Regions from separate parts of the Mus musculus genome. Here region 2 is linked to region 1. The links are chromatin loops, found by intact Hi-C in ENCODE. Cell type or tissue: left cerebral cortex. All regions are shown on one strand.

The links. Hi-C counts contacts between places; a loop is a spot of excess contacts. Peaks named below come from ENCODE experiments on the same cell type or tissue, not always from the same donor. Only the 100,000 strongest peaks of a DNase experiment are listed, where the experiment ranks them.
Region 2: a loop joins it to region 1, with 2.6 times the contacts of the local background. A loop is called at or near these places in 4 of 42 quality-filtered maps.

The regions. Positions count from the first base shown.
Region 1 is chr4:43,043,749-43,051,748 of GRCm38, reverse strand. It overlaps a transcript of Fam214b not described here and a transcript of Unc13b not described here. Among named protein-coding and RNA genes, the nearest start is that of Fam214b, 7.4 kb to the right of the region's middle. In left cerebral cortex, a CTCF peak has its summit at 4,373 (motif pointing left); DNase peaks (open chromatin) are centred at 5,570, 5,841, 6,774, 7,623 and 1 more place; H3K4me3 peaks cover 1,352 bases; H3K27ac peaks cover 3,045 bases.
Region 2 is chr4:43,488,083-43,496,082 of GRCm38, reverse strand. Ccdc107 (coiled-coil domain containing 107) reads right to left here and starts at 2,718. Exons shown (of 6, transcript NM_001037913.2): 1 at 2,547-2,718; 2 at 2,324-2,475; 3 at 828-888; 4 at 651-741; 5 at 462-574; 6 at 162-386. The coding sequence starts at 2,652. The coding sequence ends at 181. It also overlaps Rmrp. In left cerebral cortex, CTCF peaks have their summits at 2,644 and 3,263; DNase peaks (open chromatin) are centred at 1,027, 1,963, 2,724 and 3,147; H3K4me3 peaks cover 2,049 bases; H3K27ac peaks cover 1,503 bases.

The DNA of each region.
Region 1 (8,000 bases):
ATTTCAGTATCCACAGAGCCAGAAGAGGGTATTGGATGACATGGAACTGAAGTTACATTTTTGAGCTGCCATGTAGGTGCTGACAATTGAACCCAGGTCAATGTTTGAAAGAACAACCAGTGCTCTGAAGGGATGAGCCAGCTCTCCAACTACCATCTGTCCTTTTCATAGAATGTTCTCTGTAATGTCTCCCCCTCTCAAGTTCATAGGAATTGGTGTATCTAAAAACAAACAAACAAAACACAAACACAACACACACAGAGAGATTCTGTCCTAGGAGGTTAGCATGCAGACCAGTTTCAAGGAGAGGGGCTGGGAACACCCTACTGCCTTTTCAAGACACAAGTTTGGTTTACACCACACATGCTCACAGTTCCAGCTTCAGCTCCAGCTCCAACTCCAACTCCAACTCCAACTCCAACTCCAGCTCCAGCTCCAGCTCTAGGGGATCTGCCATTCTCTTCTAGACTCCGCAGGCACCTAGGTTCACATGCACAGACCTACACACAGACCTACACATATATACATAATTTAAATTAAAAAAATGTTAAGGAGAAAGAAACGGCTCTGAAGAGAAAGGCCCCATTCAGCCAGATTTCCCACCTATTGTTTCTTTGTTTGATGGGTGTGTGTGTGTGTGTGTGTGTGTGTGTGTGTGTGTGTGTGTGTGTGTGTATGTGTATCCCATAAAAGCCATTTGCACTTCTGGGCCCTTGAAGATAGAAATTTGCACTGGAAATGTCTCCTCCATTTTCTCCTGGGCTAATCTTAATTAGACCGGTGTCCTTCTCACCCATTTTTTTTGTGGTTGATGTTAGGAGACAATCTTGCTACTTATCTCTGACTGGCCAAGTACTACATACTACAGTACATACTCCAGGCTGCTTCCAACTTGTAGCAAGTCTCCTGTTTCAGCTTCCCAGGTACTGGGATTACAAGTATGTGTCCCTATAGCCTGCTCCTTTCACCGGTATCTGACTTCTGGGTTTCCAGCAGAACAGAGCAGACTTGATTCCAGTAACAATTTGATGCCATTGCAATTGAGAACTTAAGTTCATTGAACACACCATTAAAGAGATTGCGGTTCTAGCATAGTGGTAGAGCATGTAGCTAATATGAGCAAGGCCTTGGGTTCCATCCACACCCAGAAGAGAAGAGAAAGACTTAACTAAAGCTAGATTCTAACATAGCACTTTAGTGCCTGAGATAAGAGGAATCTAGAGTTCAAAGCCAGCCTGCACCAGAGTTTGTTTGTTGTAGCCTTGGCTGTCCTAGAAGTAGCTCTGTAGACCAGGCTGGCCTCAAACTCACAAAGATCTGCCTCAAACAGGGAAATTGAATTAAATCCTCAAGGAGGTACAACCACATGTATGCTAAAATAGATGAAAAAAATCAGCAGAAAATGCAGAAAGAAGGAGGGGGAGACCAAAATGTCTGGAGTCTATAGGGAGGAAATTCCGGGGGAGGAGAAGCCTGGGAAGCTCAGGGCAGAGGGCGCGGTACGCCAGCCATGCCCTGGAACAAGTAGGACTGAGAGATGCTGGGAGAACAGGAAACCAGGTCTACTTGGTACATAAAATATTCTCCTCAGCCGTTTGTCCTGGGTCTGAATCCCAGCACCTACCTCTGCCTCCTGGGATTAAAGGGATGCACCAGCAGCGCCTGACAGACAGTGAGGGCTTTTAAGAATACTTTTCCAGTTTTCCTGCGTAACAGGTACCTGAAGCTTTTATATTGCCATATCAGTTCCCTCTGCTTAAGCATGTTAGAGGCCATATTAGTTTCCTGTTACTGCTGTGACAAATCATCAAGGTGCCTGTGAGATAGCCCATCAGGTAAAAGTGGCTGCCACCTCCCCTGATGACCTGAAGCCAATCCTTGTGACCCACATGGTTGAAGGAGAGAAACAAATTCTACAGTTTGTCTTCTGCCATCTCCTGAAGAGTTATGGCATATGTGCCCACACACATAAACATACACACACACACACACACACACACACACACACACACACACACACACCAAATAAAATAAATGTAATATTTCAAAAAAATAGTCAAGGGCTGGAGAGATGGCTCAGCGGTTAAAAGCACTGACTGCTCTTCTGAAGGTCCTGAGTTCAATACCCAGCAACCACATGGTGGCTCACAACCATCTGTAATGGGATCTGATGCCCTCTTCTGGTGTGTCTGAAGACAGCTACAGTGTGCTCATATAAATAATAAAAAAAAAAGAAGTCTTTAAAAAAATAAAAATAAAAATCAAGAACCTCATGCCTAAAACACACACGCATTTGTCATTTCATACTTATTTTCAGTCAGTATGGGAAGTGGGTCTTTCAGGGAAAAATTAACATGTTGGCAGAGCCATGGCGCATGCCCGGCATTTGTGTAAGAGCTAAGGATGTAAATTCTGGTCCCCATGTTTAACAGCAAGCACTTTACAAAGCACTGAGCCGCTGCCCAGCTGCTGACTTTTTCCCCTTTGGGATGGGGCCTCCTGTAACCCCGGTTTGTCTCAGCAGGTTTAAGTAGCAGGGGCTGGCCTTAACCTCTTCTATCCCCCTGCCTCCACCTCCATAGGACAGGGGTTACAGGTTTCTAGAGCTTTCTGCTCCAACAGACTGAAGGAGAATCTTAGATTCCAGGTGCGGTGGTCACACATGTGATTCCTGTTCTCAGGAGTCTGAGATTGAGATTCTGTTGGGATTCAAAGGTCACCAACAGTCAAGCTGTCACAGCCAAGGGAGCCTAAGGAGACTTCAGATAATGTACAGTCCTGGAAGGAATCCTGACACAGGAAAGAAAGAAACTAAGAAACTGTATGAAACATTAATATTAATCAGTGATATTGTATCAACATTGTGCCTTTGATCATAACAAATCATGATCCATATGCTGTATGATATTAATAATAAGAGGAACCCGGTAATAATTAGACCACTTGCCTGGGATGTACAGTGCCCTCGGTCTAATCCCCACCACTGAAATAATAATAATAATAATAATAATAATAGAAACAGGGTTTGCGGTATGTGTGGAAACTATCCTACTTTTACAAGATTTCTGTAAATCTAAAAAAAGAAAAAAAAAGTTGTTAGGGCTGGTGAAATGGCTCACTGGGTAAAGGGCCTTTGCTTCCAAACCTGACAGCTGAGTTTGGTCCCTAGACCCCACAAAGTGGAAGGAGAGGACTGACTCCAACTAATCTATCCTCTGATATTTACACATGTTCTGTGGTATGAGCACGTGTGCACACACACACACACACACACACTAAGTCTCTTTATGTAGCCCTGGCTGTCCTGCTATGTAATCACACTGGCCTCAGAATCAGAGTGATCTGCCTGTCCTTCTCCCAAATGCTGGGACTAAAGGCTTATGTCACCATGCCCAACTTTGGCACAGTCAAAAATCATAGGTCTGAAGTCAATCTGGGATTCATAGGGAGATCCTATCTACAAACAAAATGCAATTTATCTAAATCTATAGTTAGTAAAAACCTAAAATTCAGAGGGTAGCTTTTTTTTCACTGCATAAAACCTTTCCAACTTTAATTGTATAGGTATTTATATAATTATCTAAGTATATCTTTTAAGATTTATTTTAACTATGCAGATGCACCTGCAGGTGCTGGGAAAAGCCAAAACCAGGGATGGAGAGATGGCTCAGAGGTTAAGAGCACTGGCTGTCCTTCTAGAGGTCCTGAGTCAATTCCTAGCAACCACATGGTGGCTTACAACCATCTGTAATGAGATTTAATGCCCTCTTCTGATGTGTAGGCATGCAGGCAGAACATTGTATACATGGTAAATAAATAAATCTCCAAAAGGAAGGAAGGAAGGAAGGAAGGAAGGAAGGAAGGAAGGAAGGAAGGAAGGAAGGAAGGAAAGAGAGCTAAACCCACCATTAAGTCTCCCGAAGCTGGAGTTACAGGCAGTTGTGAGCTCTAGTCTCTGCAAAGCAGCAAATGCTCTTGACTGCAGAGCCATCTCTCCACACCTCATAAGTAGATTTCTTAAAGGTGGAGAGCTCTTTTTTCTTTCTTTTTCCTTTGTTTATTGCTATGTAGCATACCTTTGGTGTTGAACTGATCAGTTTCTGTTAATCAGAAACCACCCATCCCAGCTGAGACAAAAGGCTCTCTGTGACACACACACACACACACACACACACACACACACACACACACACACACACACACACACAGACAGAGTTAGCTAAAGTTACAGATCCTAAAGAACCGGAGCCTCCATGAACTTCTTTGTCAGAACCAACCTCATCAAAGTAACAGGAAGGCCCCGACTGGGTCTTTGGATTCCCTCATTTAGCTCTGCAAGAGTACTGTGCTGCCATCTACTGGTATGTGGAGGACATCTTTCTGCCCCTCCGTATTTCCTGTAGAGGACTCAAGACCTAATTAAACTGAAAAGTATTGACTTCACAGACTTTCTTCAGTGCCTTTAAAAGGCAAAATACTTTTCTTCATCAATGTAAGGCGCTATAGTCCATGTCGATACTTTTACATTTCAAGGAACAGCATCGTTTATTTTCATTTGTGTGTGTGTGTGTTTTTCTATTTGTTTGGAGCTCTTTGTTTATTCTTGGCAGTCTTCTTTCTGCTAGAAAAATCTATTGCAATTTTTTTCTCACTCTGCGTCTTGCCTCCCACTTTCGAAACAAGGTCACACATTTCCCCGAGCCACCTTAACAGAAATAGATACTTCTGCCCATTCCTGAATCCAGACGCAACCACATAATTTAACAAACCTGAAACCCCACTGTTCAAACTCTCCCACTTTTTACAGACCCCCGAGATTCCTTTACTCTAGGTTGCAAACCTCACTGATTTCCTTTAGGACAAATACACATTACTATTGAGTAGTCCTTACAGAGGCTCGAGTTCCTTAAGTAAGTAGCTTGCTCACACCAGCAAGACAATCTCAGGAACCTCCGCACTTTGAAGGGAGAGGAAGAAGAGCGAGTTAGAGGCCAGTTTACAGTAGAAAGGGACCCTTTAGAGGAAAAGAGAAGAGAAGAAAGGGAAAGGGCAAAGAGAGAGAGACAGAGACAGAGAGAGTGAGAGAGAAGAGGCAGAGGCAGACAGAGGAGGCAGAGGCAGAGGAGGCAGAGGCAGAGGCAGAGGCAGAGGCAGAGGCAGAGGCAGAGGCAGAGGCAGAGGCAGAGGCAGAGGCAGAGGCAGAGGCAGAGGCAGAGGCAGAGGCAGAGGCAGAGGCAGAGGCAGAGGCAGAGGCAGAGGCAGAGGCAGAGGCAGAGGCAGAGGCAGAGGCAGAGGCAGAGGCAGAGGCAGAGGCAGAGGCAGAGGCAGAGGCAGAGGCAGAGGCAGAGGCAGAGGCAGAGGCAGAGGCAGAGGCAGAGGCGAGACAGAATGAGAGCTAGAGAGAGAGCTAGCTTTTGCCTGGAGCTCTAGCTTGCCACCAGCCTCCGGATCCGGTCAGTTTGGGGTTGTACCTAGCTAGTCAGCCAAAGCCCCGCCCTTCTGGACCTGTCATCACAGAAGCCGCACGTGGCCGGGGTGGGACCTCAGACGACCTGCAGCCATCACTTTGTCTCCTCCGTCATCTGCTGGGGCCGCCGGCGCCAATCACAGCCAGCCGACCGGGGCCAAGGAGCGTGTGCGCCCTGGTGAGGCAGGCGGGAGAAGGGGCGGGGGATAAAAGTCACTGCGTTTGGAGGGGACAGTGTTCTTGTGAAAGGAACCTGGAAAGGGTTCCGGCAGGCTGGAATCTTAGGGGGTGGGTCCCGCTGAAAGGCGGAGAGACCAAAAGGGGGCGGGAAACAGGGGTTGGGTCTCGGGAAAGCAGAGGATCCTGGGGTAATGCAAAGAAGACGAAAGGGGCGGAGTCACGGGGCGTGGTCAGGGCTACCGAGGCGGAGTCTGAGGGATTAAAGAACCAGGGCAAGGGGACCAGCCCCGGGAAGGTGGGAACTGGGACAAGGGAGAGGGTGGGCCGGGGCGTTGCGGAGGCGGGGCTCTGACCCAAGGGGAGAGGTTTGCAGGCCCAGGCTGCAAGGAGGGCTGCTCAGTCACTATCCCAATCCACTACCTTCTCAAGTGCAACAGGACCCACGGAACTACAGGTGTGGGGCGGGGTGCGTGTGAAAAAAGAGACGAGGCCGAAGGTGGGCTTGGGCAGACCTGAAGTAGGGACCACCGCTAGCGAAGAAAAGAATTTGGAGATTGTTGCTTTGGAGTGGGTGAGGCGGGATTGGGGGAGCAGTTGGGGGCTCAGTGTGTGAGCAAAGAGGTGTACTCTAGGGGCCGTTGTGGGGGAAGGGCGGGAGTGCTTTGTGAAAGTGGGAGGTACACTGTTAAGGACAAGGATCACTGTCTGCATGTGGAGGATTACAGGTGATACTTGAGCGATTTGAAGGAACTTCGGGAGAATGGGGGTATATGTGGTGGAGAAGGGCTGGCATTACCCCGTATGGGAGAGGAGATAGGGTTGTGTAGAAAAAGAGGGGATGGGTTGTGGGGTACTGTATGAAGGGCAGGGATTGTATCCCATTCTGCTGGGGGAGAATCTCAGTACTTCTAGAAAGTAACATTTTGCACTGTAGGGAGTCCAGGAAGACATCTGTGGTCTGTGTTCTAGGAGTGAGGCTGCTGGAATTAGCAAAACAAATAGCCAGTCTAGTGCTACTGCTGCTGTGCTCCTGACCCCACCTTCTGGCATGGGTACACGGAGAGCAGGCAGGCCCTGCTGCCTACCAGGGTTTGTGTGACTGTGTCTTTATCCTACCTTGAATCTGTAGCTAATCCAGACTAGGGTTCCTTCCCCAAAGTGTCTCCAGGGACCCTTCTGTCACTGGGTTCCTGTCAATCCCCAAGCTAGTTCCTGTTCCTACCGAAGCCTGCTCTGGTCTCTGCCCACCCCCTGCCCTGCCCTTATGTTCTGGGTGTGCTCATTTCCCACTTCCTTCCTCACACTGGGGCCTGCTCGGGTTCTTGCCAGTCTAGGATCTATGACCTGCTCCTGACTCTGTATTCAGGGGCCAGACACCCTGTAACTAGCATGGAGGCTCAGATCCCACTCCCACTACTACCACCACGTCTGCCAATAAATCCCAAGTGACTGGTAGCCCCCTTTTACCTCTTGCCAGAGACTGATTTTTCTCTACCTTTGTCCTTCCCTGGGAAGCCTCATAGGACCCTCAGCAATTCTGGAGGTCCTCTAGGAGAAATGCTGAGAAGTACCGAGAAAGTCTTAACTGTATGCTCTGAGAGGTGGAACACTATAATAACCCTGACCTGGGAAGGATATAAGGCTCTAGCCCAGTTAGGGGATGAGGACAGAATGGGCTCCCTACAGTCCGAGCTTAGACGTAAACCTTCAGAACAGACAGTAGGGCCCAGGGACTTGTCCTGCCACTGTTCTTTCTGCCTCTAGGTTGGCTTGGAGGGGGTGGGGAAAGGCTGCCTTCCACACCGTGACTGAATGAGTGTGACAGTATTGCTGAAAGGGGGCCCCGAGCCAGCCTTCTCATACAGCCACCCAGTTGCTGAGTCTGGCTGAAAAAGGGAGGGGTGCTCAGGACAGACAAAGCCTTGGGGTAGGGTTGGGTAAAGAAGGGCAGGCTGAAGCCTTTTGAGGAGGCACTGATTTCTATGGCAACACTGCTTCCCAGCCGCTCTCTATCAGAGAGGGGCGGGCCCAGGGCAGAGGCATTCAGGCTTCCTCTGGGCTGGGGCATTTCGTGTGAGTGGGTGGGGCATAAAGAGAAAAGGCAGCAGTTTGCTATGCTGAGTATAGAGCCTTTCTGCTTCAGTGCCAGCAGCAGGAAATTCAGTTGCTTAAGCCCATCCCCTGTGATGAACAAAAATGCACAGCAGCCAGTAGGATTATAAAGCCAGAGCAATAGATGCCCTCCATGGTCATTGTTTAAAGGAATCATTGTTTGTTTATTTTACATTTGAGACAGGTTTTTGGTTGTTTTTTTTTTTTTTTTTTTTTTTTTTTTTTTTAGTAGCCCAGGCTG
Region 2 (8,000 bases), 440 kb before region 1:
AGCCTCAGAAACACAAGGGCAGAACTGTGGCTCTCTCTCTGTCTTCTCCATTCACATTCTGGAAGGCAGTCTCTCTCTTCCTAATAAGGGAAGAGTGCTTGGCTTTTGCACCGTGTGTGTGTGTGTAGCAGGGAGTGGAAAAAGCACAGAGGAACACCCAGTACGAGGGGACTCTTTTTACTAAACCTTCAGTGGTTGTTCCCCATTTACTGCTGGACCCTTTGTCACCGTCTTGTGCCACCTTCTCCTCAGCCCCTGCTCCACCTCCCAGGAAGGAGCTAGGTTCCGTGTTTCTGGGCTCCAGGTTATGGGCTCTTCCCAGGCCTGACTGTTTCCAGCTTCTTGGTCTTCTTTCCCCAGGTCCTCAGTAAAGGGTATGCTGGCCTCTGTGAAGGAGAGACCAACTTGCTCTAGTTTCACAGCCATGGCTCTCCAGCCATAGAAACCTCCCAACCTTTTACCTGGTTCTGGAACTTCCACTCCTGTGCCAGGCTGGCAGTCTTGTAGAAGGTGGTGGATGGTCTTTAGTTTTGTGTCTAGAAGTTCCCTCTGGGTTCCAACCAAAGTCGTCACCCTGTAGAAATACCCACTCAGGGGGCTGCCCAGTCTGTCTCCTTGGCTCCCACCTCACCCACCCCACAAATTCTCACTGTTCAAAAAGGGGATCCAGCTGTGTCATCAGGTGGTTCAGGTGCTGCTCCGTCTGGGCCAGCTGTTGTGTCAGCTGCACCAGCTGTTGCTCTGGGAGTGAGGGAAAGGGCATGGTTACTCCTGCAGTCCCCTGATCTACTCCATCGCCAGAAACCACCACTAAATGCTCAACCCACCTGACTGCGAGGATTTCTTCTTGTTTTTTTCCTCTCTGAGAACAGCAGCCTCATCTGGGCCCTGTTGTGGAAGCAGATAAAGACAAGGCTGCAGCAAAGGCCCCAGCACCTCAGAGCCAGTGAAGAGAGGAGCCATAGAGAAAGCTCTGGGCATCCACCTCAGAGAATCCCAGTTGTCTCTAGTCCAGCTGCTTACCCAGAACATGAAGTGAAACGTCAGGATGCCCACACATGGCCAGACTGCTAAAGCACTCCTGGGAATGTGAAACTCTCCAGTAGGGACGGGAAGATTGCTCTTACCCCAGCCTTCTTATTTAGCATCCCTATACCTCGCTGCCTTTGAGGTAGAGTCTTGCTAAATTGTCCAGATGGGCCTTGCACTTACAATCCTCCCTCATAGTAGTTGGAATAATAGGACTGTGTCACCAGTTCCTGTACCCTCAGTCTTTGCTGGTGAAAAAAAAAATCTCCAATCTGTTCAATTCACATTATCCCATTACAGATTAAAAATCTAAAACAAAACAAAACAAAAAACCCAACAACAAAAAGTCTATATAGTGCTCTTTGCTCTAAAAGGCAGTGCCCTATGGTTTATTTTTAGGATACAATTCTCCCAGTGCTCTGATAGGTAGATAAAGCACAAGCCTCCTTCAGAACCTTTAATTGGAAAGTGGGTTATCATAACACCGTGAAACTGTCAGCCGCCATGCCTACCTCTCTTCCACGGGTCCCGCTCCTCTTCTCAACTGCTTATGTATTCTTCTCCATGCATAAGACAGAAATACTGGTCTCGAACTCACAAGAGCTGTTCCTGCCTCTGTCTCCCCTGAATGCTGGGATTAAAGGCGTCTAACACTACGCCTGGGTAGAATTTATTAATCTATCTTTAAACTCCAATCTTCATCCTAGCCTGTCAAGTCTGCCTGGCTCTTTAATCTCATCTAGTTTTATGTTACTAATTAGTTCAGCCTCTATTCCCCTGTGCAAGTAATTGACCAGAGTTGAAGATAAAGCACTGGGTGGTAGGTTCCACTTTCCATGTCAACAGTTTCAAAGTAATCAGAATGTACAGTCAGTTCACATTTCAGGGTTTCCTTCCTAAGGAGAGCACGAAACGGCTTGGTGTCTGGTCCACTAGACACTCTGTTGCTGCCGCGATTAACTCCTTGGGCCAAGGTTGGAGCCTCAGCAGCAACTTCTTTTTTTGCATACTGACACTAGTTGGGTTAAAACCCCACTTACATCAGACACTAAGTGGATGAGCTCCAGATTGAAAATCGATCGTCACTGGAGAGAGGAGTAAAAGTAACGGTTTCTACAATTTCTCAGCCCCCTACATCCATTATCTCTCTGGATCCTCGAATGCCCCAATAATGTGGAAAAACCAAGGAACGAGCCTTCATTTTACAGGTAGCCGGGAAGCGGTTGTTCTTGGTACTGTAGCGGCCCCAGGAGATTAAGGCCCAGGGCTCCCACAACCCACCGCCATACCGCACCTGCAAACACTTGAACAGCACAAAAGCCACGACGGCCGCGGTGTACAGAGCGCCCAAAGACAGCGATCCGGCCCGGGCTCGCTCGCGCTGATCCTTGGGTGGCGGCTGCCGCCGAGGTTCGGTGGTTCCCGGACTGACCTGGGAGCCCCGTTCTGTGGATTAAAGCCATCGGTCAGTTTCTACTAGGCAGTCCCAGCCTCCCTCCAGCAGCTCTCGCAGGTACCTGGGTGTGCCCCCAGATCGGCGCTGGGGCGCTCCCCAAGGACTCCAAAAGGCGCAGACACAAGCAGCAGCCCCAGAATACTCAACACGGGGCCAGCGCCCTCCATGCCTGGCCCACCAGAATCGCACGCCGGGTACCCCGCGTTCCAGCGCTGGGCCTCCGGCCGTAGTGCGCACGCGCAGGAGACCACGCCTACATCGGGGGGGCTGAGTCCCTTAAGGCGGCCACGCCCATCTCAGGATGGGTTTAAGCAATATTTGCATAAACCACGCCCACCTAGCGTTCCTACATTAATTAATGACCTATCTATTTATAGCTTTCTTAAACAATTATGTCTCCAGAATCTTTCAGGATAAAGTATCATGCCTAAAACAATGGCTCATTGTTTTTCTACCTAGAGAGACCAATTTTCTCACCATAACCAAAAAATTAAGCCTGTTGTAGAGTCATAAATTAGTCGCGCCTAGAAGCTAAGGCAGCTCGCTCTGAAGGCCTGTTTCCTAGGCTACATACGAGGGACATGTTCCTTATCCTTTCGCCTAGGGGAAAGTCCCCGGACCACGGGCAGAGAGTGCCGCGTGCACACGCGCGTAGACTTCCCCCGCAAGTCACTGTTAGCCCGCCAAGAAGCGACCCCTCCGGGGCGAGCTGAGCGGCGTGCAGCGGGGCGTCATCCGTCAGCTCACATAGTGACGCAGGCAGTGCGACCTGGCTCGCACCAACCACACGGGGCTCATTCTCAGCGCGGCTACACTTTTATTTATTTATTTTTGTTTGTTTGTATTTTGGTTTTTTGACAGGGTTTCTCTGTGTAGCCCTGGCTGTCCTGGCACTCACTTTGTAGACCAGGCTGGCCTCGAACTCAGAAATCCTCCTGCCTCTGCCTCCCGAGTGCTGGGATTAAAGGCGTGCGCCACCACGCCCGGCCACTTTTATTTCTATACAACCTTCAGAGCCAGATGTGAATGTACTAATTAGGAAATCAAGGTCACCCTTTCCTAAGAAAAGAAGAAAGAAAACGGAGACAAATCTGAATTCCTAATTTATTCTTTAATAGCTGTAATTCTTTTTTTAGACTGCTAGTCCAAAGAGAGCAAGACTGTGGGTTTTGCTTTTTTGTTTTTTTCCATTTTACTGTCCGAGCCTAGTCACTTGTTGCTAGGGGAACTTGAGGAAGTGAATGAAATTAATGAATGAATGTTCACAGCGACTCAAAAGGCAAATATACAACTAGGTCCTTCTGGGTCTCATGTAACCTGGGCTGGCTTCATTCTCATGTAGCTGGAGCTGGCCTAGAACTCCTAACCCTCCTGCTTCCATTTCTCAAATGCTGGGATTATGTAGTAGCAAGCACATAAGATTCACAGAGCTGCCAGATGTGGCACCACACTCCTTTAATCCCAGCAGTGGGGAGACAAAAGCAGACAGATCTCTATGAGTTCAAGGCCTGGTCTACATAGTGAGACCCTCTCTCAAAACCGAACAAAAGGAATGAAGACTGAAGTGTGGACACTATGCCCCTCCTTAGATTTGGGAACAAAACACCCATGGAAGGAGTTACAGAGACAAAGTTTGGAGCTGAGATGAAAGGATGGACCATGTAGAGACTGCCATATCCAGGGATCCACCCCATAATCAGCATCCAAACGCTGACACCATTGCATACACTAGCAAGATTTTATTGAAAGGACCCAGATGTAGCTGTCTCTTGTGAGACTATGCCGGGGCCTAGCAAACACAGAAGTGGATGCTCACAGTCAGCTAATGGATGGATCATAGGGCTCCCAATGGAGGAGCTAGAGAAAGTAGCCAAGGAGCTAAAGGGATCTGCAACCCTATAGGTGGAACAACATTATGAACTAACCAGTACCCCGGAGCTCTTGACTCTAGCTGCATATATATCAAAAGATGGCCTAGTCGGCCATCACTGGAAAGAGAGGCCCATTGGACTTGCAAACTTTATATGCCCCAGTACAGGGGAACACCAGGGCCAAAAAGGGGGAGTGGGTGGGCAGGGGAGTGGGGGTGGGTGGATATGGGGGACTTTTGGTATAGCATTGGAAATGTAAATGAGCTAAATACCTAATAAAAAATGGAAAAAAAAAAAAAGAAAAGAAAACAAAAACAAAAACAAAAAAAAAAAAAAAAACGAACAAAAGACCAAGACAGGGTGTTACATTGTCTGCTCTAAGCTGTGTTGTTTGAGACAGTCTCAGTAGCCCAAGATCCTTCTGAGATAATCTCTGGAGTGCTGGGGTTGCTAGAGATGCAGCCAGCATGTACCTCTCTCCCTGTTATCTTTTACCTCTGCTACATCTTCAGAGGGCCATCTTCAGATCAATAGCTCTCGGAATGAAGAAACACGTTCCATTTGCATCTCGGTCTCCAGGACTTGGCAATCACCAGGCATGAGGCACACGAGTGTTAAATAAATGAATAAACCATGAGAGTCTTATCTTGTTTTCCCAGAGAGGGGGGCATAAGGACAGGGCAGGGCAGGGCAGGGCAACAGGAGTTGTTAAAGTCTGATTGCTCCAAGGCAGCTTGGATGGGAAAGAAGAGAGGTACAAACCTGGAGTGGCTGCCAGCTGGCATAGTGTGTGTAGATAAATTCAGGTTCATTCTAATGGGACAAATGACTCACTGATGGCTGGCTTTTTGTTTTGGGAGTTTTGAGTCAGGTAGTCCAGGTTGACCTCAGAACTCTTTGTGTATATGGTCAAGTACGCTCTAGAACTTCTGAAACGCCTGCTTTTTCTTCCTGTACACTGGGACTCTAAGTGTGTGCCACCAAACCTGGTCTCCAGAATAAGGTTTTGTTGTTTCATTTTGATGGTACGGGGTCGGGGTGTGTAGGCTCCCCCAGCCTGAAGCGGGTTGGTACAAATCTTGTCACCATTGAGGTGGGGCCACCTGTGGTGCAGCTTTCCACCCCCTTATAAACACGGTTTCTTAATAAACTCATGGGCCTTGATCAAAACCTTTGTCTTGGCTCCATTATTTCTCTCGACCATCTAGTTTCTCTCTTTTCAGCCCCAGCCTGCCTCCCAAGAGTACCCCAGTTCTTATAAGCCTCAGGCCAGCTTACTACAGAGGTGCTTCTAGCCATGTCCTCACACATGCCAGGCAAGTAGTCTACCACTTCACTATAGCCCCCAGCTGCTTGTTTTTAGTTTTAGTTGGAGATAGGATCTCATTCTTTAGTCCAGGCTGGATCCTAACACATAATCCTCCCGCCTTAGCATTCTGACTTGTGTCACACTGTCTGGTTCAGATTGCTACTTAGAGAACACTTGCTCATTATTGCCAGATCTCCTCACCCTCAAAGAATCAGCCAGTTGAGATTTTTAAGAACTGTCAGGGTACAGTAGCACGTGGTTTTTTTAATCCCAGCACTCGGGAGGCAGAGGCAGGTGAATCTCTGTGAGTTTGAGGCCAGCCTGGTCCACTGAGTGAATTCCAGAGCTGCACAGAGAAAGCCTGTCTCAAAACTTAAAATAAAATAAAATTTGAGAATTTTATTTATTCATCTTTAAAATTTAGTCTTCTCTCACACACTACATCCTGACTGCAGTCTCCCCTCCCCCACTTCTCCCATCCCCATCACCTCCATTTCCCTTCAGAAAAGAGCAGACCTCCTAGGGATATCAACCAAATACAGCATAACAAGTTACAATAAGACCAGGCGCACACCCTCATATCAAGGCTGGGTGAGGCAACAGTAAGAGGAAAAGGGCCCCAAGAGCGGGCAGAGGAGTCAGAGACACCCCCACTCCTGCTGTTAGGAGCCCACAAAACCACCAAGCTAGCAGCCATAGCATGTATGTAGAGGATCTAGCACACATCCATGCAGGTTCTGTGATTTCCCATCAGTCTCTGTGAGGCCCTATGAGACCGGCTTAGATGATTCTGTGGGCTGTGTTTGGTTTTGTTTGTTTTGTTTTGTTTTGTTTTGTTTTGTTTTGTTTTGTTTTGTTTTTCGAGATAGGGTTTCTCTGTGTAGCCCTGACTGTCCTGGAACTCACTCTGTAGACCAGGCTGGCCTTGAACTCAGAAATCTACCTGCCTCTGCCTCCCAAGTGCTGGGATTAAAGACGTGCACCACCACTGCCCAGCGGGCTGTATTCTTCTTGTGTACTGGACCCCTCTGGCTTATACAATTCTTCCCTGTCTTCCTCAGGGGTTCCCTGAGCTCCAAGGGGAGGGACTGGACAGAGAGCTCCAGTTTGGACTCTCTCTGCCTAATGTTTGGCTGTGGATCTCTGCATCTGCTCCCATCAGCTGCCCCCACCTCCTACCCCCATATCCTAGGTCTCTGGGCTATCCAGCCTCTAGTTCCTGATCATCCAGGCAGTGTGGGGCACGGGCTCCCTCTCATGAGAGTGTCTCAGTTTAGATCAGATACGGTTGGCCACTCTCACAAAGTCTGTGCTTCCATCTTCCCTACTCCTGCACATCTTGCAGGCGGGGTAGATTGTAGGTCAAAGGTTTTGTGGTTGGGTTGGTGTCAGTCCTTGCACTGGAAACCTTGCCTGGTTTCAGAAGATAGCTGGTTCAGGGTCTGTGTCCTCCATTACTAGGAGTCCTCATAGGGTCTCCCTCTTAGATTCCTGGTTCTACTGCACCAGGTTTCCACAACCTCTCACCTCAGCCCCAATGCCAGTCTGTTTCCACATTCTCTCTCTCCAACACCCCGACTCAATTCCCCCTGTTCCCAAGCCCACCTGCCTGAGCCCACCTGTAAAATTAACAGTAGAAGATAGTGACTTGGCTCATGGCTCTGAAGAATGGGAATTCCAAGAACATGGTGTCATCATCTGGCAGGGACATCTCACAGCTCTATTACATGCTGGAGAGCAAGAACACAGGAAACGAGATGGAGACACACAGGATGGGTCTGTCCTTTCATGGAGAGCCCATCCTCAGATGACAGCATCAGGATATTCGATAGAGCCAATCGTCCCCATCTCCTCTCAAGCAATAGCAGTTTAAATGGCATGGGCTCATAGTGTGGGTCTCAGGTTGGACCAGTCATTGGTTGGCCACTCCCACAAGTTCTGTGCCATCTTTACCCTAACACATCTTACAGGCCGGACAGATTGTAGGTTAAAGGCTTTGTGGCTGGGTTGGTGTTCCAGGTGCACCACTGGAAGCCTTGTTTACAGAAGATGGCTGGTTCAGGCTCTGTATCCTCCATTAATAGGAGTCCTCACTAGAGTCCACCTCGTGGGTTCCAGGGAGTTTCCATTGTCCTGGGTTCCTACCTCGCCCTGAAGTCCCCAATTCTGGTCGCCTCTCTCAGTATTCTCTCTCTCCACTCCTCCCCCACCTGATCCCTCCTGTTCCTGTCACACCCACCCTCTTCCCAGGGAGACCCATGTACCCCCCCCCCACACACACACTTAGAGCCCTCCTTATTACTTAGCCTCTCTAGGTCTGTGGATTATAGCCTGG